3 separate regions of the Homo sapiens genome follow, and regions 1 and 2 are each linked to region 3. Evidence: chromatin loops called from intact Hi-C (ENCODE). Cell type or tissue: ascending aorta. All regions are shown on one strand.

The links. A loop is a pair of places that touch in the nucleus more often than their neighbours do. Peaks named below come from ENCODE experiments on the same cell type or tissue, not always from the same donor. Only the 100,000 strongest peaks of a DNase experiment are listed, where the experiment ranks them.
Region 1: a loop joins it to region 3, with 5 times the contacts of the local background. A loop is called at or near these places in 4 of 110 quality-filtered maps.
Region 2: a loop joins it to region 3, with 1.9 times the contacts of the local background. A loop is called at or near these places in 2 of 110 quality-filtered maps.

Annotation. Positions count from the first base shown.
Region 1 is chr9:15,156,206-15,164,205 of GRCh38, forward strand. TTC39B (tetratricopeptide repeat domain 39B) reads right to left here. Exons shown (of 20, transcript NM_152574.3): 20 at 7,417-8,000. It overlaps LOC124902123 (a long non-coding RNA gene), which reads left to right. Exons shown (of 3, transcript XR_007061423.1): 3 at 6,702-6,788. Among named protein-coding and RNA genes, the nearest start is that of TTC39B, 150 kb to the right of the region's middle. In ascending aorta, no CTCF peak of the experiment used is centred here; DNase peaks (open chromatin) are centred at 1,376 and 3,266; H3K27ac peaks cover 4,903 bases.
Region 2 is chr9:15,110,849-15,118,848 of GRCh38, forward strand. No RefSeq gene overlaps it. Among named protein-coding and RNA genes, the nearest start is that of TTC39B, 190 kb to the right of the region's middle. In ascending aorta, no CTCF peak of the experiment used is centred here; no DNase peak of the experiment used is centred here; H3K4me3 peaks cover 545 bases.
Region 3 is chr9:15,207,986-15,215,985 of GRCh38, forward strand. TTC39B (tetratricopeptide repeat domain 39B) reads right to left here. Exons shown (of 20, transcript NM_152574.3): 4 at 6,154-6,264; 5 at 3,281-3,412; 6 at 2,103-2,179. Among named protein-coding and RNA genes, the nearest start is that of TTC39B, 95 kb to the right of the region's middle. In ascending aorta, a CTCF peak has its summit at 3,677 (motif pointing right); DNase peaks (open chromatin) are centred at 3,306 and 3,676; H3K4me3 peaks cover 1,089 bases; H3K27ac peaks cover 6,348 bases.

The sequences.
Region 1 (8,000 bases), 52 kb before region 3:
AAGCTCAAATGACACTTTGCCTTTTTTAGCTATATGGAAGTCTACAAAAAGCCAGACAAAGGCCCTAATTGTTTTATCAGAAGACCTCATTTTTAAGTTTGTGCTTAGTATTTTTCATCTATATTACATTTTATCCAATCTGAATCTTAGCAGGCTTAATTCAGCTTTGAGGGTGAACAGAACATGTATTTCACCCAAAATCATAATTACTGATGAAATATTGGAGGCATTTCCTGAGGTTTTCTCATAAGTCTTCAGTCACATGGCTTTCAATGCCATCTGCATACCAAAGACTCACAACTTTTTATCTCAACCCAAGCCTCTTTTCCAAATTCCAGTGTCATTTATCTAATTGCCCTCTCAACATCAAGATGTCTTATAAGATCCTTAATAAGGATCTTAAACTCATTATGTCCATAATGCCTTCTGAGCATTCCTCCAAAACCTGCTCAGTCTGCCACTTTGCCCATCTCAGCTGATGCAACTCCACCCTTCTGGTCATTCAGGCCCAAACCCCAGACATCATACTATGGTCTGGGTCACTGTGATGGCCTCGTCTCCTGCTTCTACCTCATCCACCTCACTCTACCCTCAATATCCAGTCTTTTCAAAACTTGTTAGCCCATGCCACTCCTTTGCTGAAAACTGCAATGGTTGCTCATTTCAGTCAGGGTAAAAGTCAAAGTTTTTTAAATGGCCCCATTACATTCTGAAGATTACTTATAAACCTGCCATTCAGAGACAATATTATAGGTCTCTTGCTTTTCTGCATACCTCAAAGAAAAGGTACTGACTGGCTTTGTTCCAGACTAGCTTTTCAAAACTGTTTGGAATGAGCAGCTTTGTAAGATATAGTGTCTCCCCCCAGAGAAGAAGGCAGGTTTGCTTACTGTTCAGTGTGAGGCAAAGAGAATGTCTATCTTCCGAGGAAAGGGCAAGAAAGTTTGCTTGCAGTCTGTTATAAAAGATTCAGGTTTGGCCAGGCGTGATGGCTCATGCCTGTAATCCCAGCACTTTGGGAAGCCGAGGCGGACGGATCACAAGGTCAGGAGTTCGAGACCAGCCTGGCCAACATGGTGAAACCCTGTGTCTACTAAAAATACAAAAATTAGCCAGGTGTGGTGGCAGGCACCTATAACCCCGGCTACTCGGGAGGCCTTGGCAGGCAAATCACTCAAAACCGGAAGGCAGAGGTTGCAGTGAGCCCAGATTGCACCACTGCATTCCAGCCTGGGAGAAAGAGCAAAACCCCATCTCAAAAAAAAAAAAAAAAAAAAAGATTCAGGTTCCCTGAGAGGCTCCTCTGCTGTGACACAAACCCATTGAGGGTGCAGCAGCCACCTGAGCCCCTCCACATCACCCTTGTGGGACTTGGCAGGCAAGGGGAATTGACACAAATGTGCCAGTGTTCATGACGCTTGTTGTGCCATGAGTAATAAAGCATTTTTTTCTCTGACCCAGGATTCTCATGTCTTCTGCCAGAATCCACAAAACTGTGCAGGCTAACCTTGTTAGCTTGCAAGAAGAGTAAAATCTGACTTTCGTCAGTACTTAACCACCTATGTGACTCGTCTCCTGCTACTGTCCCCTCAGTGCCTCAGGCCAGCCACATGGTCTCCTTGATGTCCTCAGAACACATTTGGCACACCCTTTCTTAAAGCCTTTGTATGGGCTTTTGTTTTCTTCCTGAAATGCTCTTCCCCCAGATATCAATTTAGCTCCCTCCCCTCTGTCAAGTCTTTGCTCTAACTTGACCTTCTTGATGAAGCCAGCTGTAACCATCTTTTTTAAAACTACAACTGACATCCTTCCCCACCTCAGCATCCCCAGGTCCCCTTACTTGGATACCTTTTCTCTTTCCAAATGCACCTATCACCTTCTACAGATTATTTAGGGGTCAGTGAATGTTTTTTTAACAAGTCAGATAGTAAATATTTTAAGTTTGTTTGCCTTAGATATCTGTTGCAACTATCCAACTCTGCTGGTGTATTTTGAAAGCAGCTGTAGATAATATGCAAATGAATGGGCATGGCTGTGTTCTAGAACACTACTTATAAAATAGGCAGTCTGCCTGAGGGCCTTAAATTGCCAACCCCTGCATTATATAATTTACTTATCCCATTTATTGTGTAATGCCTGACCCATCCCATTAGAATATAAGCTCCAAGAAGGACACAATCTGTTTATTCACCAGTATTTTCCAAGTGCCTGGAGCCGTCTGACAGGAAATAGTAGGAACTCAATCAACATTTGCAAACAAAAGTGTCATCAGGGAACATATAGTTGTGGATCACTTTTCAAGTAACCTAAACCAGAGTTAGATTCCAAATGATAGATGATATTTTGGGGGTAACTTACCTGGGTTATAATGACCACTTACCCTTAACTATCCCACTCACCAGTCCATAGGGTGAACTTCCAGCAGCCATGTTTGTTCCAAATGACCCTGTTCTCTTAGTTACAATTGTTTGAAGGGAGGGTCACCACACCTCTCCCAAGCTAGGCCAATAAAAACTCCCCCTATGAGGACTTGTAACCTGTACTGAGAAAGAGGGTCACAGAATTCTAATATGTGAACTCAGAACCATGGATAGATGGGTAGAATTGTACCTACCTGTCTCCTTGAATCTGGGCATAGCCACATGACTTGCTTAGACCAATGAAATATGGATGGAAGTGATCCATGTGAAAATTCTGGATGGAAGCTTTAAAAGTCAATGTGATTTTCAATAAATGGTGATGGGACAACAGGATATCCACATGCAAAAGAATGAAGTTGAACCTCTACCTCACATCATATACTCAAATTACTTCAAACTGGATCAAAGATCCAAATTTAAGAGTTAAACTATACAACTCTTAGAAGAAAACATAGGTATAAATCTGTATGACCTTGGATTAGGCAATGGACTTTTAGATATGATACTAAAATCACAAGCAACCAAAAAAACAAAAACAAAAACAAAAACAAAACAGATAAATTGGACCTCACAAAAATTAAAAACTTTTATGTCAAAGGACACTATCAAAAAAATGAAAAGACAAATCACAGAACAAAATATTTGCAAATCACGTATCTGATAAAGATGTAGTAAGAAAACCAAATTTTAAAATGGGCGAAAGCTTTGAATAGCTTTTTCTCTCCAAAGCAAATACATAAATGGTCAAAAAGTACGTGAAAAATGCTCAATATCATTAGTCATTAGAAAAATACAAATCAGGCTGGCGTGATGGCTCATGCCTGTAATCCCAGCACTTTGGGAGGCCAAGATGGGTGAATCACCTGAGGTCAGGAGTTTGATGCCAGCCTGGCCAACATGATGAAACCCTATCTCTACTAAAAATACAAAAATTAGCTGGGCATGGTGGCGCATGCCTGTAATCCCAGCTACTTGGGAGGCTGAGGCAGGAGAATCACTTGAACCCGGGAGGCAGAGGTTGCAGTGAGCCAAGATCACACCACTGCACTCCAGCCTGGGTGACAGAGCGAGACTCCATCTCAAAAAAAAAAAAAAGAAAGAAAGAAAGAAAAAAGAAAAATACATATCAAAAACCACAATGAGATACCACTCATTATCTTGTATTTTAATACAAAGTAAATTTTGTATTAAAGGCAAAATTACAGCTGTAAATAGGTCAGTGTTTTCCTGGGCCTAAGAGGTTGAGTTTAGGGATTGACAGCAAAGGGACAAGAGGGAACTTTTTGAGGTGATAGGTGCGTTCTAAAACTGGATTATGGTGATGGCTGCACAAAAGTACACATTTACTAAATGTAGACCTGTTTTTAAAAGGAGTAAATTTAATGGTATTTAAATTATACCTCAATAAAGGCATTCTTTTTTTTTTAAAGCCAGTATGCAATTTGCCAAACTTCTCTTTGCCATGGCAATGAGTATAATCCTAGATGGTGAGGGTCCAATGGCCTCCACAGTGCAGAACAAGGTTCTCTACTGACCAAAAATGCACATGTAGTGTGAGCAAGAAAAAAACTGTTATTTTAAGCCGCTGAGACATGTGGGGCTGTTTGTTACTGTTGCATATGCTAGCCCATTCTAATTAATACAGAAATCAGTCCAGAGATGGTATTGGCTCAAGTTAATATTAAGTTTCATTAATTAAGGCAACAGGAATGAGTAATGTCTTAGACACACTGTGGTGTGGTTATTTGGCATATGATGCTGTATCAAATAGAATAAATTTTTTAGAAAATTGTACTACTGAAGAACCACCTGCACTGAAAAAGGCTGACTTTTTGAAACTTAAAATGATCCTTTGGCCCCAGTGTGAGGCAGGAAAGGTTGAGAAAGTTGTTCTGCTCCTGGGGAGGGCAATTTCTTTGACAGTCTCTTCAGATATGGCAAAGAAAAATCACAGAAAATAAAAAAAATCTCTCAGAAGGTGAACCCAGATGCCACAGAGACTAATGAACAAGAGCACTACTCCAGGAAATGGGCTCAAGGCCCAATCAAAGAACATTCTCTATTCTCAAGATATGGAAGCTCAAAACATGAGATTTCAGAATCATTACAGACCAGTGCTCACTGTGGTTTCCCATGCTTCACTTTTCATCTTCTAAATGGGAGTGTTCACTGTGGTTATCCCACTTCTGTTCAATCAGTGTCTTAGTTCATTCTGTGTTGCTATAATGGTATGCCACAGACTTGTAATTTATAAACAAATTTCTTCCTTAGTCCTGGAGGCTGGGAAGTCCAAGGTCAAGGGGCTCGCATCTGGTAAGAGCCTTCATGCTGTGTCATCCCAAAGTGGAAGGCAAAAGGGCAAGAGAGTGCAAGAAAGCAAGAAGGAAAGAGAGCAAGAGAGGGCCAGACTTGCTTTCACAAAAACCCACTCCTGCAATATCAAACCCTCTCCCAAGATAACATTAATCCATTCATGAGGATGGGCCCTCTTCACAGTCCTACCTCTTAATACCATCACTATGGCAATTAAATTTCAATGAGTTTTACTGGGCACATTCAAACCACAGAAACCAGTACATACATTGTGTGTTGAGGGCAAATAACTGTTAAGCCCACGGTGTCCAGATCAATTGGAGCCACATTTGGATTCAAAATAAGACAAGAGGGCATGCCACAGAGATGTTACAACCAGAAGGGATTTTTTTTCCCCAAGATGGAGTCTCACTGTGTTGCCCAGGCTGGAGTGCAATGGCACGATCTCAGCTCACTGCAACCTCCACCTCCTGGGTTCAAGCAATTCTCCTGCCTCAGCTTCCCCAGTAGCTAGGATTACGGGCACCTGAAACCATGCCCAGCTAATTTTTGTATTTTTAGTAGAGACAGGGTTTCACCTTGTTGGCCAGGCTGGTCTCGAACTGCTGACCTCAGGCAATCTGCCCACCTCAACCTCCCAAAGCACTGGGATTACAGGCATGAGCCACTTCGCCTGGCCCCAGAAGGGATTTTTGTTGTTACATCCCTTGGTGGAGAAGTGAGCGTATTTTGTGTGTAGGAAAAAGAGTGAATCAGATATCTGGCAACCAGAAAGATAGTCATTTGTGCTACTCACCATCTACTTCTGGTGCTTCTTCCAGACACATTAGCATTGTACTTTCCTGCTCAGTTGAAGTTAGGTAAAGCTGTGTCATTTGCTTTGGACATGAAATATATGTCACTTCCAGGTGGAAGCTGTAAGACTAAGACAGCCAGTTAAAAGGGGTCACTGGAGAACCTCCAACCAGCCTGGGCACTGGGAAGAGTATACAATGGGGTGGAGCATACACTGGGGTGGAGCCTCGGGAAGTTCACGCTATTTGCAGTGGGGAAGAGCCTGGCCTCTCCTGTTCCGAGGTGGTACATGGGATTCAATCTGTGAGGCGGGAAGCCTGCTAGCAGGACTCTTGCTTTGCCAAGCATCCCTGTTTCCTCTTTTTTTTTTTTTTTTTTTTTCCTTTTCACCTAATAAACCCTGCCGTTCTCACCCTTCAAAGTGTCTGTGAGCCTAATCTTTCAAGGTAGTGTAACAAGAACCCGGCTTTTAACAGAACTAAGGAGAAAGTCCTACAACAAGACCATTTTATATACACCATGCCTCCTTCCTCTTCTCATTCTAGATAGTGGAGTCTCTGGCAATCCAGGGCCCTGTGTGAGGATAATATGGAGCTGATCCCTCCCTGGCCTGAAATAGAGATGGAGCATGAGAGGAAAATAAGCCTTTGCTGTTGTGGACATATTCCTCCCATCAAGTCTCTTCAGGAAGCACAGGAGAGACAGAAGAAATATTCTCCAAGTCTCTAAAGCTTTTCTATTCTGAATTTAAATACTTCCTGAGTATCTCCCACATTCTTGCCCCTGAATTCCACAGGCACCCTTTATCCATTTACTAGATAGCTGTTCAAGTTTTTGTTTTTAAACAAGCTCAAGTTGATTACACTGAGTTGTAACTGATGCATTCATAAATCTATCAAGCTTCTCATGCCAAAGAACAAAGGAAAGACAAGCAGGAAGGCATGGGACACATTGGGAGAATCACAGTGGACCCAGCCCAAGTGGGAATGTGGCAGAGACAAGCTAACTGTTCACCATACCCATTGCCTCTTTTTCCTGAGCCCATGGCTAGACTATATTCCTCTGCCTCTTTTGTCATGAGGCAAAGCAGTGACTGAGTTCTAGCTAACGGAACTTAAACAGATATGTACCACCTTCCTCACACACCCCTCCATGCTTTGTCCCCTTCAATAGCTTGATGCAAAAGACCACAGTGACCTTAGCAGATGTGTGAAGACAGCAGAGCCACAAGACTGAAAGAACCGCGATTACTGAATCACATCATGAAAACCCACCCTCTGACAGAAACAACTGGTTTGTGATGGACATCTGTTTGCCTTATCTCACATAGGGGAGGAGGGGAAGAATTTAATCTTGGATTAGCCCTTTGTGGTTTTGCATACCCCCTTCTCTGATCCTCCTTAGAGGTGAATAAAGTAGTGGAATGGTCCCCATTTTACAGCTGTGTTAGGCAAAGTTCAGAGAAGTTAATGGCTAGGGAGGGGGAGCACAGGCCACAGTCTAGCCAAAGCCAGCCTCAAATATAGATCTCCTGATTCCCAGAGCCTATTACTTCTTCCACTGTGCTATACCCTGAATGCTGAAGATTCCTCCTTAAACTGAACATGTCAGCAGCTAATCTTTGAGCTATTAAATAAATTACAAAAAGATGATATAAAAGGCAATCCTTCCTTGAGACAACTGTACCATCCCATTTATCTCTTCATGCCCAGGACTTGGGCAAGAACTTGGTACCGAGAAGGGCCTTCATAACTGTATGTTATGATTTTTAAAAAAAGTCTTACCAAGAAACAAAAATTCAAGTTTATATCACATTGACAACTAAAGACCAGCAAAACAGATGTCGTGTACTGCTTCCACATGTAGACCAACCAGAATAAGACTCCAATTCCATCAAATGTAATTTATTTAAATAACAATTCAATTGCATGTTAAGTAAACCAGTTGTAGCAATATAAAAATACAGAATTTTGAGAAAATCTGGCAAATTAAACCTGTATCTAAATGCAGCATATTCTGTGATACTACGGAATGAAAAATAAAATGTGTTGACTTTCAAGTCAGGATGATTTATTTGCACTTAAAAATATAATTTCTAAGATGACATCTGTTTTCAAAAACATCCTAATGGTAAAAACAGGCTACAGGAATTGTTGTCATCATGTTGAAATTTTAGATTTTATATTAGCATTAGCTTAAAAATCATAGACAATAACATTAACACAAAATCAGCAAGAGAACACTCATTGGGAACAGTTTTTATGTTAAAAATATCAGAGGTTCACAGTTTTCTTCTTTTTTCTTGACTTACATTGATAAAATGCTTTGATAGCTACAATCAATTTCACCTTCTAGTACCAGATCCAATGCCTCCTTGATCAGCAGATGGATGTTACTAACACATTCATTTTATATAGAACTCACACATATTCAGTTTCTAAAAATGTTTTGCTCTGCAAAACTGTGACTGCT
Region 2 (8,000 bases), 97 kb before region 3:
TAATGACAATTGACCTTGACAAAATTGGGGAGTCTGTTTCCGAAAATAGTCTCTGGGGGATCCCAAGAGTAATGGGATGAAATTGATCGAGCAATGCACTGCTTCGCTTTATAGGCTTTCCATTTGTCACACAAATTATAATGAATACTTATTGCTTGATTTACATTTCGGCCTTCACACTCTTTGCAGCTCCTGCCATGTTTACATGCACCATCTGGAAGAACTAATGAGTCAAGAAGCACCAGAAATTATAATTTGCTCTGACTAAACCTAGAAGATTTTTACTGGCAATAAAATGATTTTGCTTTTTATTTCCCCTGGAATTGCAAGGAGATTAAAACATGAGTTTCACTGAGTTTAGGGCAGAAATATGCAAAGCAAATTTTAATAGAATGAACCTGCAGGCATCTGGCATTCCTTATCAATTCAGAATAATTTAGTCATTATAGCAACAGTCTCATGATAGAAAGTCTCCTCTGACACTGGAATTCTTAAAAATGATTACCTAGCCTGTACTCAAATGTCACAGTGGGTCTCAGTGGGCATAAGAGGGAACACACAGGAATGCTAAGTAGCTTAGAGTTTAAGAACTTGGTCTATGTCTCCCATGGCCTTACAGCTCACATCTGGCATTTATGATTGATATGACACTGGACAGGTCACCTAACCTCTTTATATATGAGGTACTTTGTATACAAAACAGAGATAATAATAGGAACCATATAATGGGGTTATTGTGAGAATTAAATGAGATAATAGAAGGAAATTACACTAAACTTTAGGCATGATACTAAAGCACTCAATAAACAGTCACAGTTATTTCCCAAAAAATAAATTACTCTTTCAAAGGAAATTTAGTCTCTCTTGGGTCAGAATTGCCCTGCATAGAGAGTAACTAAGGATAATATGGATGAGTTAATTAAATACATCCATAGTTTAGTCGAAGTGTTCATTTTTATTCCACGACAGAGTGTGAAGGAGTTAGCCCTGGCCTAGCAAGGCTAGGTCCAATGGACTCTAGGAAATGTAAATGAAGATGCAGATGGGGTCAACTACTTGGAAAACATTTCACATTCTAATTCTTCCTAAAAATTAAATTTAGAAAAGGAAATAAATGACTGTTCTAGTCATTTCTGTTGCCATAGCAAACATCTCTCCCACTGGCAAAGTGAAGGAAAGAGGTAAATATTACGACTACCCAGTAAATCCAAAAGGACATAATTATAATCCTTGAAAGGCTCTACTAAAAATAATGTGTTCAATTTAGCATGCTGGAATTAATGTAATTTGTACAGGTTTTATAAAATAGTATTTGTTATTTCTGTTTATAAAACAGAAAATTTTGTATTGTAGAAGATTAATAAACTACATTAAACTTCTGAAGAAGATAACAAAAATCACCCAAATTCTACAACTCAGAGATTAAACACATAATATTAATGGGTTTCCTTCTAGTTTATTCCTATGCACAAATATGTTGGGTTTTCTTTTTTCAGAATTATGATCGTACTATCTGTTCAATGTTTGACCCTACTAAGATTTACTGTTTAAAAGTAAACACTTTCTACTGTCATAGTTTTTGAAAATGTGATTTTTAGCAATGTGTAATATCCTCTTATATAGATTTCTTGTAGGAATCATTAGTGATTTTTAACTTTTTACTTTAAAAAATAAAGCTGCAGTAAACATCTTTGCTCATTAATCTTGCTCCAAATCTTTGCTTTTTTAAGATAGATTCCTAGAAGTGGAATTATTACAAAGACTATATTTTAAGCCAATTAATGCCAACCAATTGCTTTCCAAAAAGACATAAGATGATACCCACTTACATTTTTATCAGCAATGCATGAATACTCATCTTACCAAACCTTCGCCAGCACCAAATTTCTTAACTCCTAAAATGGAAAAGTGTACTTCACACAAAATAATTGATATCTTGACAATAAGGTTATTTTGTCTACTTCTTGGTTAAAATTTGAATATTAATTTATGATAATTCAGTCAAAGTTAGTTATTATATAATCTCTATTACGGTCAGTCTTGTGGTTGAATTGGTTGTGTATTCCTTTATCTGTTGCCACCATCACTGGTTTACGAGCCTCTGGAAAGCAGCAAGGGATATTATGTACCTCCCACACCACCTAGAACAGTATCTTGTACACAGTTCATGTTCAACAATTATTTGTGGAGTGGAATTGATTATGCTATCTAGCCTTTAGGAATATGTCAGCCAATCTTGGGAAAGGGTGAGATATAGATTTCAATAGACAGATGCCTATCTTCTAGTCACCATAGTTTTGTTAAGATCAGGGAAAAATAAAAACAAACCACAGAAAACCATCTTGGCAGTGACAACACTGGCAAACCTTATACTAGATCAAGATCTTTCAAATTTTTGGCCCTGACCCAGAATAAGAACATTTACATGACTCAGCACACACATACATCTATAGAGATCTATAATTAAAATAAACAGTTTATTCTTCTCTATGCTACCTGTGAAATAATCTACTGTTTCCTTTTCTATTTCAATGTTTAAGAAATGTTCAATTTTTAAGGAATTTTTAAGGACTAAAGACAACATTTCCCAACTCCTTTGTAGGACCATTCACAGGTTACAAGAATAACCAAATTATTTCACAATAGATGGTTTGGAAAACAACTCATTTGAGCAAGATCATAATTGACCACTAGTCCTGTGGCAGCCTTATAGGCCAGCTGCTTCCATACCTATCAGAGGTTGGGGAGACCTTCCTTGGCTTTCACCTTTTCTTTCCTACACATGCAAGTCTACAGAGGCTGCCTTGAACCCATAAGGTCCCACCAGTGGGCCCTTGTTTTCTTAGACTACAGCTCCAGGCAACAGTTGGTAAACCTACACTAGTGTTGCAGACTGACCTGTGTCTCAAGGAAGTTCAATGTGAATAAATCTTTAATTGTTAAATGTAGAACTTGTACAATGAAAATAGACGGCAATATTATAATCAACTTAAGTGGATGAAAACACTTAGGAAGGAGGAATAGATTTCACATTTAGTCCTCGGATTCAACTGATTTTCTCTAGAAATCAGAGCAACTCAGAAATATGACTTCAGCTTTTTCAAATTCCAAATGTGAGTTTTCATCACAGGTTGCTGAAGGCCACAATAGTTTTCACAAGGTTGAAGAAGCTGCCTTTTTCCTTCTTAGAAGCTCTAGCAACCATTTTCTGACCCTGAGATTCACAAGCAATCAACACCTCTACTAATTTCCAGAAACTCGAGTCCCGAATCATGGCATTTCTGATAAAGGCTACAAATGAGGCAATTCTTGATAAGATGAAGGGGGAAATAGCAAAGACTCACAGCGTGCAAGGTCTCCAATACCCTCACAAACCCTCCAAGTCCAGCTCTTCATGCCAGCAGAGAAAACTCTAGGTTGACGCAAAATGCAGATCACTTTGCCCTTGTGATACAGTCAATCATCTCCTGGGGATAGAGCTATAAAACAAATATACTAGCTAAAAACAATTGTTTAATAAAAACTACCCTAACAAAAGACAAGCATCCAAGTAAACCTACTACTTTACTCATAGTTATTTGAATAGTTATGTCCTAAGTACCATATTAAAAGTCTTACAAGAATTATCTCATTTTCCAGATGGAGGAGATGAGACACAGAAGATGTAAATAATTCATCTGTGCAAGAAGGCAGTTGTCTCCTAAAATCTATTATCCTCTTCTTATTTTAATAATAAACCTCTGAGTTTTAGCTGGGCACATAACCACCAGACTAAAGACAACATTTCTCAACGCCTTTGTAGGACCATTGTCTACAATGGCATTGTCTACTATGGCAGCTTGAGCTGCCATAACAAAATACCGTAGACTGAGTGGCTTAAGCAACAGAAATTTATCTCTCACAGTTCTGGAAGCTGGTAAGTCCAAGATCAACGTGTTGGCCAGTTTGGTTCCTGGTGAGGGCTCTCTTCCTGGCTTGCAAATGGCAGTCTTCTTGCTGTGTCCTCTCACAAGGCAGAGAGAGATGGAGAGACAGCAAACTCTCTGGTTTCTTCCTAGAAAGGAGCTAATCCCATCAATAAGGACCCCACTCTAATGACCTCATGTAAACCTAAGAACCTCCCAAGGTTCCACCTCCTAATGCCATCACTTTAGGGGTTAAGGCTTCAGCATATAAATTTGGATGGTGGACACAAACATTCAGTTCATAACAGCCATAGAGTTAAGTCTTAGGCAATGGGCTGTGACTGAAAGTGACCCATTGACTTGTCCCATAAAGAGACATGCTCTCCACTTCTCTTCTTTCCTTCCCAGTGGCTGAGATGCAGATTTGGTGATGGGAGCTGGAGCTCTGCTTTGGACCACAAAACAGATGCTGTGGGTTGAAGGTGGAAGAGCAATGAGAAACTAGATACTGTGAGGTTGTCACATAAACCCTAATGTGTATAGGGTGATACAAACCTCTATCCTATTGGAGCCACTTTACTTTGGCCTTTGCTACAACAGCTGAATCTGCATCGTAACTAATTCATTATCCAGGTCGCAACACTGATAAATAACAGAGCCTGTTATTTGAACTCAAATCTGTGTAAATCCAAAGCCCAGTCTCTTACTGACTATACAGTACTGCCTGCAAAAACCAAAAGGTTAAAGTATAACAAAAGGAGGTCAAGCTGACACCCAGAGAAAGTGCTAAATGCAAAATAATTTTAGCTCTTTGAGGTCTGAAACAAGCCTGTGCCACTTACACTAAAAGTTCACGTGTCCCAATTGTGAATAAAAACACTAATAAACATTCGGAAGAATGGAGGAGCATGCCGCAAAACTGAACTACCCAAGTACAATTCTGACAGTGGCAGATAAGGGCTGGATTCAGGTTTACTGTGGGAAGCAACAATTGTAAACCACCCACGGTGATAACACCATATCAGGGACACTTCCCAGTTGAAGTCCACTGTGGTAGCACCAAGGTTCTTTGGTTGTGGTCACCTCTCACCCCACTCACCTAAGGCGTTTCTAAAGCCCAGCTCCCAGTAGCACCCTAGAGCCTGAAATTGGAGAGCAGTCACTTGGAGATCTACACTGTGAATGAATCAGGTCTGGTCCTACAGGCTAGCCCACTCCGAGAACCTAAGCAGGCATTTCCCCCTCAGCAGGAAAGCCTCCGTTTCCATCCCAAAGCCGCTCTGGGAACATTCATTTGATTTAGTTGAAATGGACAAACAAAACCTAAATCATCTGGTTTTAGACCTGAAAGATTTTCAAATCCAGCAAGTAAGCACTCTTTACGCGTTTTTCTATCTACACCCCACCCCTGCCGATGCCCTCACCACCTCCTCCCTGCCACCTTGTGACACAAACACTGTGAGAAAGCACTTTAATGCAAACAGGAGGATTGTGAAGAAACTGTGCCTGTTTCTTTCATTTCTGAAGACATTACTAAAATCCATTCTGACCCAAATGCAGAGCTAGGGGCCACATCTCACAGCCAAGCAACAAGGATTCCAAGCCAAAACAGCCCCAGCTTTTTGTGACTGTGGAAGAATGTAGTCCAGAAATGGTTTCCAGCCTGCCCAGTGGCAGAAACCGAAATCCGACACCCCAGAGAGAGTCCCAATTCCCTGTAAACAAAGAAGGGAGGAATCGTTTACTACAGCCACTGAAGTCTTAATGTAAGGCTCCAAGTATGTCAGGCACACCAAACAAATTTAGCTTCACCACCTGTTCCGGAAAAGAAACGCCCAGCCAAAATCCCCCCAAAAGTGCACAGATATTCTCAGTGTGGATTAGCTGGGAGTCTTTTCAAATATATTCTATATTAGAGTTTGTAAACTGGGCACTTGATGTATACCACATGGCTGCCGCGTAAGACGTGAAGTTTTTGTTCTGTGCCTCAGAAAATCACACTCTTTTGCTCCATAGTTTTCAGATAAAATTTTACAAAATGGTAAGAAATCCTAAAAAAGAAAGAAAAAAGAAAAAAAAAGAAGAAAGGAGCTTACAGTCTTATTGGAGGAAAAACACACGTACTTGAAAAATTCCATTATCTAAGAGGTATGCAGACAGTGTGGTTAATTGCCAAAAAAAAAAGTGGGCTAGGTGATAATTGATAAAACACAGATGTGTAAGCATGTCAGGGCCAAGAGGTATAAAATGCCATTGTATAGACAGGTGACAGAAAAGTAATGCCTCAGTTAAGCCATGCAAAGGGTCAAAAAAATAAAATCAGGGCAAATGCCAAAATCTAGTTCCACTCAACATTTACTTGCAAAGCACCTTCTAGTCTATGGATTCTGATAGATCAAATTGAGAATGCCTGTAAATTGTTTAGGAAAATGCCAAGCACCTGCTAAACTTTCAACAAATGCTCATTGCTCCAGTTGCTGTTAAGACAAAACTACGCACCCAGGGTATGCTGCACCTCCCATGAACTTGCTGAACTTCTATCCTTCCTTTAAGACTCAACTCAAACCTCCTCTCTGAAGCTTTCCTTGGCCCCAGGTCCCCTCCCCAGGCAGTGTTAGGAGCCCCTTTGTCAGTGCTCCCAATGCACAGTCTTATATACACAGTCCCCCTAGAGATCCAGGAAGAACTTAAAAGTAAGGCACAAAAACTATATATCTATGAATCTAATGTCTACTTTGAAGCATTCTTGAAGAATGAATGAGCGCTGAGTGCTAGAAGGAAAGAAGGCAGGAAAACAGGTCAGTGAGAAAACCTGAATATGCCCCAACCTCACCAATCTCCAGATACATATGAGGTCTCACCAACATTAAATCTCAGTGTGAGAGCAACAGACCTACTCATATTACTGACACAGGAACCCAATCCTTTCCAAAATTGCCCTGAGTTTCTTCTGAGGTTCTCCAGAAAGTGTTTCTCAGGTGCTCACGAGTCAGTTCTGCCTACCACTCCTCATTTTCCTTGGGAACTCTGAGCCCACTCTTTGCCCCATAACACCACTGCCTCTACAGCTGTACCATAGCATTGGGAGCAGCAGCTCTGCCCAGGCCCAGATCCCTGCGGAGTCGCCCAGGCACAGGCTCTCTTTTCTGGCTGTGCGTCAACAGCTGGACTGTCCCATGAGAAATTAGAAAGGAAAGGTACGCGCTCTATCCACCACAGAACTCAGGAAATGGACTGCAGCTGAGGGTGGGAGCAGGCTAAATCATCAGATAGCTGAAATGGGATTTTCAGGTAACACACACAGCAGCCATTTCTCTCCTTCCCCACTGGGTGCCCATGGGTATCCAGAAAAGCAGAGTTAGAGTGGGAGCAAGTGCCAGAATCCTCAAGCCCTCCTGCTGAGTCTGAATGGGGGTGGTACCCACTCCGCTTCTTTCCCCAACAGGAAACTCTCGAAGGGTCCTGCCTCAGGGTTGTTTTATCCACTAGCTGCTCTAGACACAGTGCCTGTGGCCTTCCAGCTATTCAGTCAACAGCATATGAAAATGGTGAGACCTACTATAAAAAGTATTTATTCCAAAATTTTTTTAAAAAAATACATAATTGAAATGAATAAATATTTATCTAAAATGATTATCAAATGTAACATTACATCAACTCAAATACTATTTCCTTAAGGACATTCATCACCATAACGTGGGTGCATTTGCATTTGTTGGAATGATATGGGATGGCGTCTCCAAAAGTAAGATCCCTGACAGCCTCTGTAGTCAAAACAGGTGGCTCCTCCCTGCAGTCTGGTTTCTCTGACCGTCGTCAGCCTCCTAACTCTGCCAAGCCTGTCTAAAAAGACTGCAACCCGATTATAGGTACACTTCAATTTTCAAAAAAAATTGTTATAGAAATGTTTGACTATACAGAAAAGAATACTATCAACCCATATGAAGCACTCAAGACCCAGCTACAATGTTCATGAACCCACAGCCAATGCATACCTCCTTTCCCTCCAGCAAATTCCAGATATTGTATCATTTCATCCATAAATATTTGATATATATATTTACATATATATAAAATCTTTAAACCTTTTTCAAC
Region 3 (8,000 bases):
AAAAAAAAAAAAAAAAAAAGGAGCATTATCATCTTATTTTTCAAATTATTATTATTATTTTTGAGACAGAGTATTACTCTGTCACCCAGGCAGAAGTGCAGTGGCGCGATCTCGGCTCACTGCAACCTCCACCTCCTGGGTTCAAGCTCCCGCCTCAGCCTCCTGAGAAGCTGGGACTATAGGTGTGCGCCACCATGCCTGGCTAATTTTTATATTTTTAGTAGAGACGGGGTTTCACCATGTTGGCCAGGCTCGTCTGTAACTCCTGACCTTGTGATCCACCCGCCTCGGCCTCCCAAAGTGCTGGGATTACAGGTGTGAGCCACCACACCCGGCCAAATTATTATTATTATTTATACTCATACAAAAAATACCATGTCATTCATGCCAAAATGCAGCTAAAAAAAATCTCAAATATCAGCCTTCATACTAAAAGGAAAAAGGGAGGCAGAGGTCAATGGGCCACTAGAGGGAAACCATAGAGAGAGTAACAGAAAGGAGAATACAACAAAAAGGTTCAATTTCTTTTGGGCCTATTTGATTTCTCATTAACCCATTTTAGTGAACTTTAGGTCTAACGGGACTAATTTACATAAGCAGCTCAAAGATGGAAAATATGCAGACACATTCTATCCGAAGTCAAGAGGATAAATACATTCTTACAAATAGTTGGAGGTCAGTTTCTGGAGAAAAAGATGATGGGTTTCAGCTGCCTAGAATGACCAATGAAATGCCATTCTGTTTGACCATGGTTTTGGGGTCAACATCATGCCCCTTTGAAATAAGTCCCAAAGATGTGAAATGTCTCATAATTCCTCTCCTATAATCAATACTCTAGCTTCACATCATGCAAATGTTCCCAAGTTCTCCAACGTCCATAACAAGTTGATAATACTCATCTAACAAAATAAACAAAACTTCCTAATAAAACACACTCAAAAATATGTCTGACATACACTTGACCATTAGAAACTACTCTGACAGCAATATCCAGAATTGCTCTTGCTCTAATCAGCCAAAGCTACTTCTAGTAGCTTTGTATTTTGTGTTCTCTAGTATGGTATATTCTAGTATTTTGTGTTACCTCTTCAGAGAACATGTTTGACAATGGCAATACAGGCACAGATTCTCCTGGGATGGCAAAAGCTTTATTCTACAATAGTGACATTTGAAGGACTTTTTTTTTTCCTTCTACAGGAATATTTAGATGCTCCTTTCTTGTAAACTATTGTGGACTAGAGTGTAACACTGAAAAGACAGAACTGATCATGAACCTTCTGCCCTAGTCCCAGGGGGCACGTCAAGCAATTGACAGCAACAGGGGTCATTTCCTCCCATCTATCTGATCAGGGTGCCGCAGCCAGCCATTCCTGGATTCTTGAATATTCCTAAATGTCCACAAACCAAGCATCTTCCATACTGTGAAACATTATCATTTTTAAAAGATATCAAAATTACTTTCACTTTGAAAAAAATGTTTAATAGCTTGTGGAAAACTGAAACTCTCAAAGATGAATGCTAAGAATATAAACTGACCTATATGTAGAAAAAAACTGGGAATACCTATAAATATTGTAAGTTTTCAAACTGTCAGTCCTGGTTCTTCCACTTTTAGGAATCTATCTTATGAAATAACTTTTTAAAATGCATGAATCCATATGTATAAGGATTCTAGGACACCATTATTCATATCAGTGAAAAAATAAAAACCATAGAGAAAAGCCAAGTAAAGTACAGTATATCAATCCTATGGAATACCACACAGCTGTTAAACACTCACATGTAACGATCTGGGGAAGTGTCAATGTCAAATTCACATTGTAGGACAACACCTATTATGTGATTCTATGCTTGCAAAAAAAAAATGAACAATCCATGAGCAACAACAAAAACCTTATGTGTACCTTATTTATGTATTTGAGTATGTACACAGAAAAGGCTTCAAAATGAACTATTAACAATGATTTCTTCCAGAGGGTGAGTATGATAGGGAAGAGAAAAAGACATTCCATTTACTTTATATACTTCAGGATGGAATTTTATGAGATGATCATTTAACTATTAAAATCAAGGAAAAAAGTGATCTTTTAAATGACTTTTACCTTCACTCAGTTGCTCCAGGGATCCTCTAGAAAGAAGACTTGAGAAAGATTCTACAACTGTGTATTTTTTCCTGTATCTACATTGAATAAATAAAAAGGGAGATAGAAAATAGAAAAAAAAAATCAGGCTGAGCTCATTTTCATTTGACGTTCATTTCAGTCACTATCACACCAAAGAGTCAAAAAGCTGAAACTCTAAACCCTGAAGTCTATAGGACACAGATCATCCTTTTCCAACACTCTACATGCAGCACTGGCTAGCCATTTGTGGGAACTCAGTCTGTGCTACTGAACACCACGTGGGGAAACCCACACACACCAATGAAAACTAACCTCCAAAGTACCTTCCCTTATCCCTATAACTAAAATCAGTATTTGTGGTAAAATTCTCCACAGGTTAAAAATGAAGTTAAAGTGCAATATTTGGAAGCTCTCTTCATTTGAGGAGCTTACAACACAATTACATCAGGATGTAATTTCACCCATGTTAACCTTCTGATCATGAACCTTCTGCCCTAGTCCTATGGGGGGCACATCAAGCAATTGACAGCAACAGGGGTCATTTCCTCCCATCCATCTGATCAGGGTGCTGCAGCCAGCCATTCCTGGATTCTTGAATATTCCTAAATGTCCACAAACCAAGCATCTTCCATACTGTGAAACACCTATCATTTTTTAAAAGATATCAAAATAACTTACCCCTTGAAAAAAATTTTGATAGGGTCTTCCTATACACACAAAGTAAAGCTTAAAATAAAACTAAAAATCTATCTCATTTTCACCAAACAAAAGTGTTCAAAAACAGGTCCTTCTTAAACAAATAAAACATTCCCTCATGAATTTGCATCTCCCACTTAAAACAAGAATGTTCCTTGTGTGGCTTGGTTTGGCATGCAGTACCTAATGTCATCTACATTGAGAGATGCTTGCTGCTAATCCCACTGAAATCCCCCCGAAATCCCCCCCAGATCTCTGTAGCTCAGACCCCAGGCTATCAAAAAGAAAAGTGGAATATGTAGATGCCAAATGGGAATCCTTCAGCTTCGAGGCTGAATTTCTTTTCTGTAACTGTGGCCAATTTCAAACACAGAGCTTTTGGTCAGGCAAATGACATTATTTTTGTCACACAGGCATAAAAGTTTGCAGTCACATCTTAAGTATTTAATGACTCGTCATACTTTTGGCAGGTTTGTAAAGCGTCCTTCATGGCAGAAATGCCGTTCTGGATGTCCTGTTGCTCGAAGGTCAGGACAGCCTGCAACACCACAATGGTACTGTAGCCCAAGGCATGGTACATACTCTCCTTAGCCCTGGGAAGAACACAGGGAATTCAGACATTTTAATTCAATGGAAATACTGATCATAAGAAATCCTAGTAAATGCATGTCCTGACTTGCACAGTAACCTTTATTCCTTCACCATAATCACTGAAATTATATGGGTGGTGAAAAGTAACCTCTTAAAAACTCAAGTACCAAGGACTTTCCAATGTAAACCCACACAGGCAGAACAAAATGTTCCAGGTTGAAGGGGACAATATGCATTTCCCTATTTCAACACAAGAGGGCAGCCTGCAGGCAGATTGCAAGCAAACTGTTTTCTGTTGAAAAAGGGGCAGCACACGGCCTTTGGCTCTGAAATAAGTGCTAAAATAAAGGCCGCTGGAAATGTATTTTTTGACAGAGAGATTCTGATATATTTTTTCAAAAATAAAGGCTTATATAAAATAATCCCTCTCCTCGCCAGCCAAAGGCCAAGAGCAAACAAGATTTTGGAATAAGTTAGGCTGGTCACAAGAGCCATGACCAAAGTAGTTGTCAGACCTTGTATCTAGTCTAATCCCATTATCTGAAGTTCCTGATTAAAGTTCTTGATATTTCAAATCATCAAGTTACAGTGAGAACTGCTTCAGGATTCTTAAGGATGTTAACTAGAACTAGTCCTAATAGATGGCAGACATCCAGATTCTCGGGCTATGAGAACATCATTTATTTTCTCAAAACTTCTTAAGCTGTATTAATTATTTATAAGGTTTAAAATGGTAATGCATGGTTTTGTTTTTAATTTAAATATTAATGCATAACAGCCTGCTGCCATGCAAAACAAATGCAAGCCACATTATTCTTTGCCTCCATGGAAATAGTCTAAACATCCTTTGGTAATTTGCAGCTTGTCCTGAACATTGAGGGCACTATCTGTTCAAAAGAACCACAAGGAATCAGAGCAGCCCAAAGTTAATCATTAATTGTGGTTTCAAACCTCACATTTTTAACTGAAAGCTCTTTCAAGAAGCAAAAAAAAAAAAAAAAATGATTCAAGTGAGGGAAAAGTATTTTTATTTATTTAATTTTTTTTGAGACAGAGCTTCGCTCTTGTTGCCCAGGCTGAAGTACAATGGCACAATCTCGGCTCACCACAACCTCCGCCTCCCGGGTTCAAGTGATTCTCCTGCCTCGGCTTCCCGAGTAGCTGGGATTACAGGCATGCACCACCATGCCTGGCTAATTTTTTGTATTTTTAGTAGAGACAGGGTTTCTCCCTGTTGGTCAGGCTGGTCTCGAACTCCCGACCTCAGGTGATCCATCTGCCTCGGCCTCCCAAAGTGCTGGGATTACAGGCGTGAGCCATTTAAACACTGAAACATGTACAAAAATCGGAGACTAACCTGACTGAACACAACACTAAATCACCTATTTTCATTCCATGTTATGACCAGCTGTGTGTCAGTGGCAGAGAAAGACTCGTTTGAATAAAAATCAAAGGAGATAATGGATACAAAAATACAGTTAAATGGAAGCAATAACTTCTAGTATTTAATAATAGAGAAATTATAATTAACAATAATTTATCATTATTTCAAAATAGCTAGAAGAGAATAATTATAAATGTTCCTGACACTAAGAACAGATAAATGTTTGAGGTGATGGATAACCCAGTTAACCTGATCGATCACTGAACACTGTATACAGGTAAGGAATTATCACATGTACTCCAAAAATAGGTACAACTATGGCTCATCAATAAAAGCATTTAAAAACCCAAAGAAGACAGGCAAGTAGGCTGAGAAAAGAGAAGGAGAGACTGAGAGAGGGAAAGACAAGCAGACAAAAGGAGGTAGAGACAGGAGACAAAGAAGTCTGAGGGACAGAGGAGGACAGAAGGAAAAAAGCAGAGGACAGGCAAGGTGGAGATTGTGAGGCAAATATTGAAGACAACACTGGAAAATTTCCTTAGACTACAGGGCTTCATTATCGATTTCATCATTTGTTCTTAACCTGTGAAACAATAGCTGACCCATCTTGATTACAGCTATTCTAAATCTTAACACAATTACCATAGCAGCTCCTCAGCAGGTCAATCAATCTCTAAGATTCACATGACCAGAGTCCAGTCACCCTGGTAACCACTCAAAGTAAGGAACGAGATTGCCGACTTTTATGCCCAAGTAATCTTGGAAATTATCATATGAGGTCTAAGCTTCATCTAAGCAAGTGTTTGAGGGCACAATGTACGATTATTCTTGTCAAGACAAAGGCCGAGTAAACAGGCAAGCACAGGTTTTATTGCCACATCTGAAAACTTAACAGGTACTATTAATTGAAATTAAATTGCTTGTTTTTCGAACAAATAGAGAACCCCAATAATAGTCTTCTTATCTTAAATTTCTTAATAGCATTGAGATCAGCATATTCTGGTTTTTCCCCTCCCCATTTCAAAGGAAAATTTTCTCAATAATATTTAAAAGGAACAAACATAAAAACATTTCACTGAAGAAAGCAAAATTGAAGCCTTATAAAACTACTTATAAGATGACAATATCTGAACAAGAGAGATTAAAATATGCAAAACAATCAGAAATTTTCTATTAATTATATTTGAAAACTCAGATTTCTAAATTGAATTTTAAAAGTGACCAAAGTAAAGAGGTCTGAACTAAATTAGCTTATCAATATTCAGATGGGAACAGCTAAATTAATTTACAAGCATGACATCAAAGAATCATCAGAAACATCTGAAAGATATTTTATCTAAAAGAGACAAAGTAAATTACCAGGGGCGAAGCAATTCTAAGGCGTCTGTAAATTTGTTGCTTAGAAATAAGTTCAATGCCACAGCACATTCTTCGAGGCCACTCTTGAGATCCACCTTGGTTGATGATGAACTAAAGATCAAGAAAAAAGCACAGAGAATTTCTATAGCTTTACGATCAGCAAGTTGTCCGAAGGGAGTGTGTGTGTGTGTGTGTGTGTGTGTGTGTGTCTGTGTGTGTGTGTCTGTGTGTGTGTCTGTGTGTGGATTCTGGAGACAGGACAGGCTGGTTATACATAGGAAAAAAATGTGCTTCATTGGAAAACCATGCACTGTTGAGACTCTAGAGGAGACCTCTACAGGTAATTAGATTCTGATTCTCAGGGAAATTACAACTCTGTAAATCGTAGGTAACTAATAGCAGTGCAAAATAACTGTTGTCTATAGGCATGTTAATTTTGTCCTGGCCAGTAGAGGTTCAACTAACTTCCCTCCCCGACCGTGGAATAAGTTAGTTTTCCTGAATTTGCATATTAATTTCAACAGTACTTTACTTCACAGAAATTTGTTCTGTTTTGATTTCTCCTTTGAACCTGTTATAACATCTGCCAAATGTCCTCATCTATAATTAATAATCAGTGATTAAATAAAATCCTTAACATGTTCATTTTTGTATCTATATGAGTCATGATTTTATCCTTTTTTGAAAATTATATATTAATCACTTATGATTGACAGAGATTTTGTTCTTTAAAGCCATCTCTAAAATGTTTTGTGTAACGACTTGCAAAAGGGAAATATTTCAATAAGTAAATGAGCAGTAGGATGATTTGGCAAACAAAACTGCTGATAAGAAATAAACCAGCACGCATGTTTGGCTCATGCCCGGCACTTTAGGAGACTGAGGCAGGAGGAATGCTTGAGGCCGGGAGCTCAAGACCAGCCTGGGCAACAGAGTGAGCACTCGTCTCTATAAAAAAGTTTTTTTAAATAGCCAGGCATGTGGTGTGTGCCTGTAATCCCAGCTACAGGCATTGCAGTGGGAGGATGCTTGAGCTCAGGAGTTTGTGGCTGTAGTGAGCCATGATCACGCCACTGTACTCCAGCCTGAGCGATAGAGACTTTGTCTCAAAAAAATAAAATGAGGCTGGGTGTGGTGGCTGATTACAGGCTCAAAGTGCCTGTAATCTCAGCACTTTGGGAGGCCAAGGCAGGTGAATCACTTGAGGTCAGGAGTGAGAGACCACCCTGACCAACATGGTGAAACCCCGTCTCTACTAAAAATACAAAACTAGCTGGGTGTGGTGGCACATGCCTGTAATCCCAGCTACTCGGGAGGCTGAGGCAGGAGAATCACTTGAACCCAGGAGGTGGAGGTTGCAATGAGCCAAGATTGCACCACTGTACTCCAGCCTGGGCGACAAGAGTGAAACTCCATCTCAAAAAAAATAAATAAATGAGACAGGCACGGTGGCTCATGCCTCTAATCCCAGCACTTTGGGAGGCCGAGGCAGGTGGATCATTTGAGGTCAGGAGTTTGAGACCAGCCTGGCCAACATGGTGAAACCCCGTCTCTACTAAAAATACAAAAATTAGCTAGGCTGGGTGTGGTGGTGCATTCTTTATAATCCCAGCTACTCAGGAGGCTGAGGCAGGAGAATTGCTTGAACCTGGAAGGCAGAGGTTGCAGTGAGCCAAGACCATGCCACTGCACTCCAGCCTGGGCAACAGAACGAGACGCTATCTCAAAAACTAAATAAATAAATAAATAAAATGAAATAAAAATAAATAAACTTGGTAAGTATTTGAAGTTGAGCTTCCATCCCACCAACCTCTTCAATTTCATTCTTTAAAACATGAAAGCAAAGT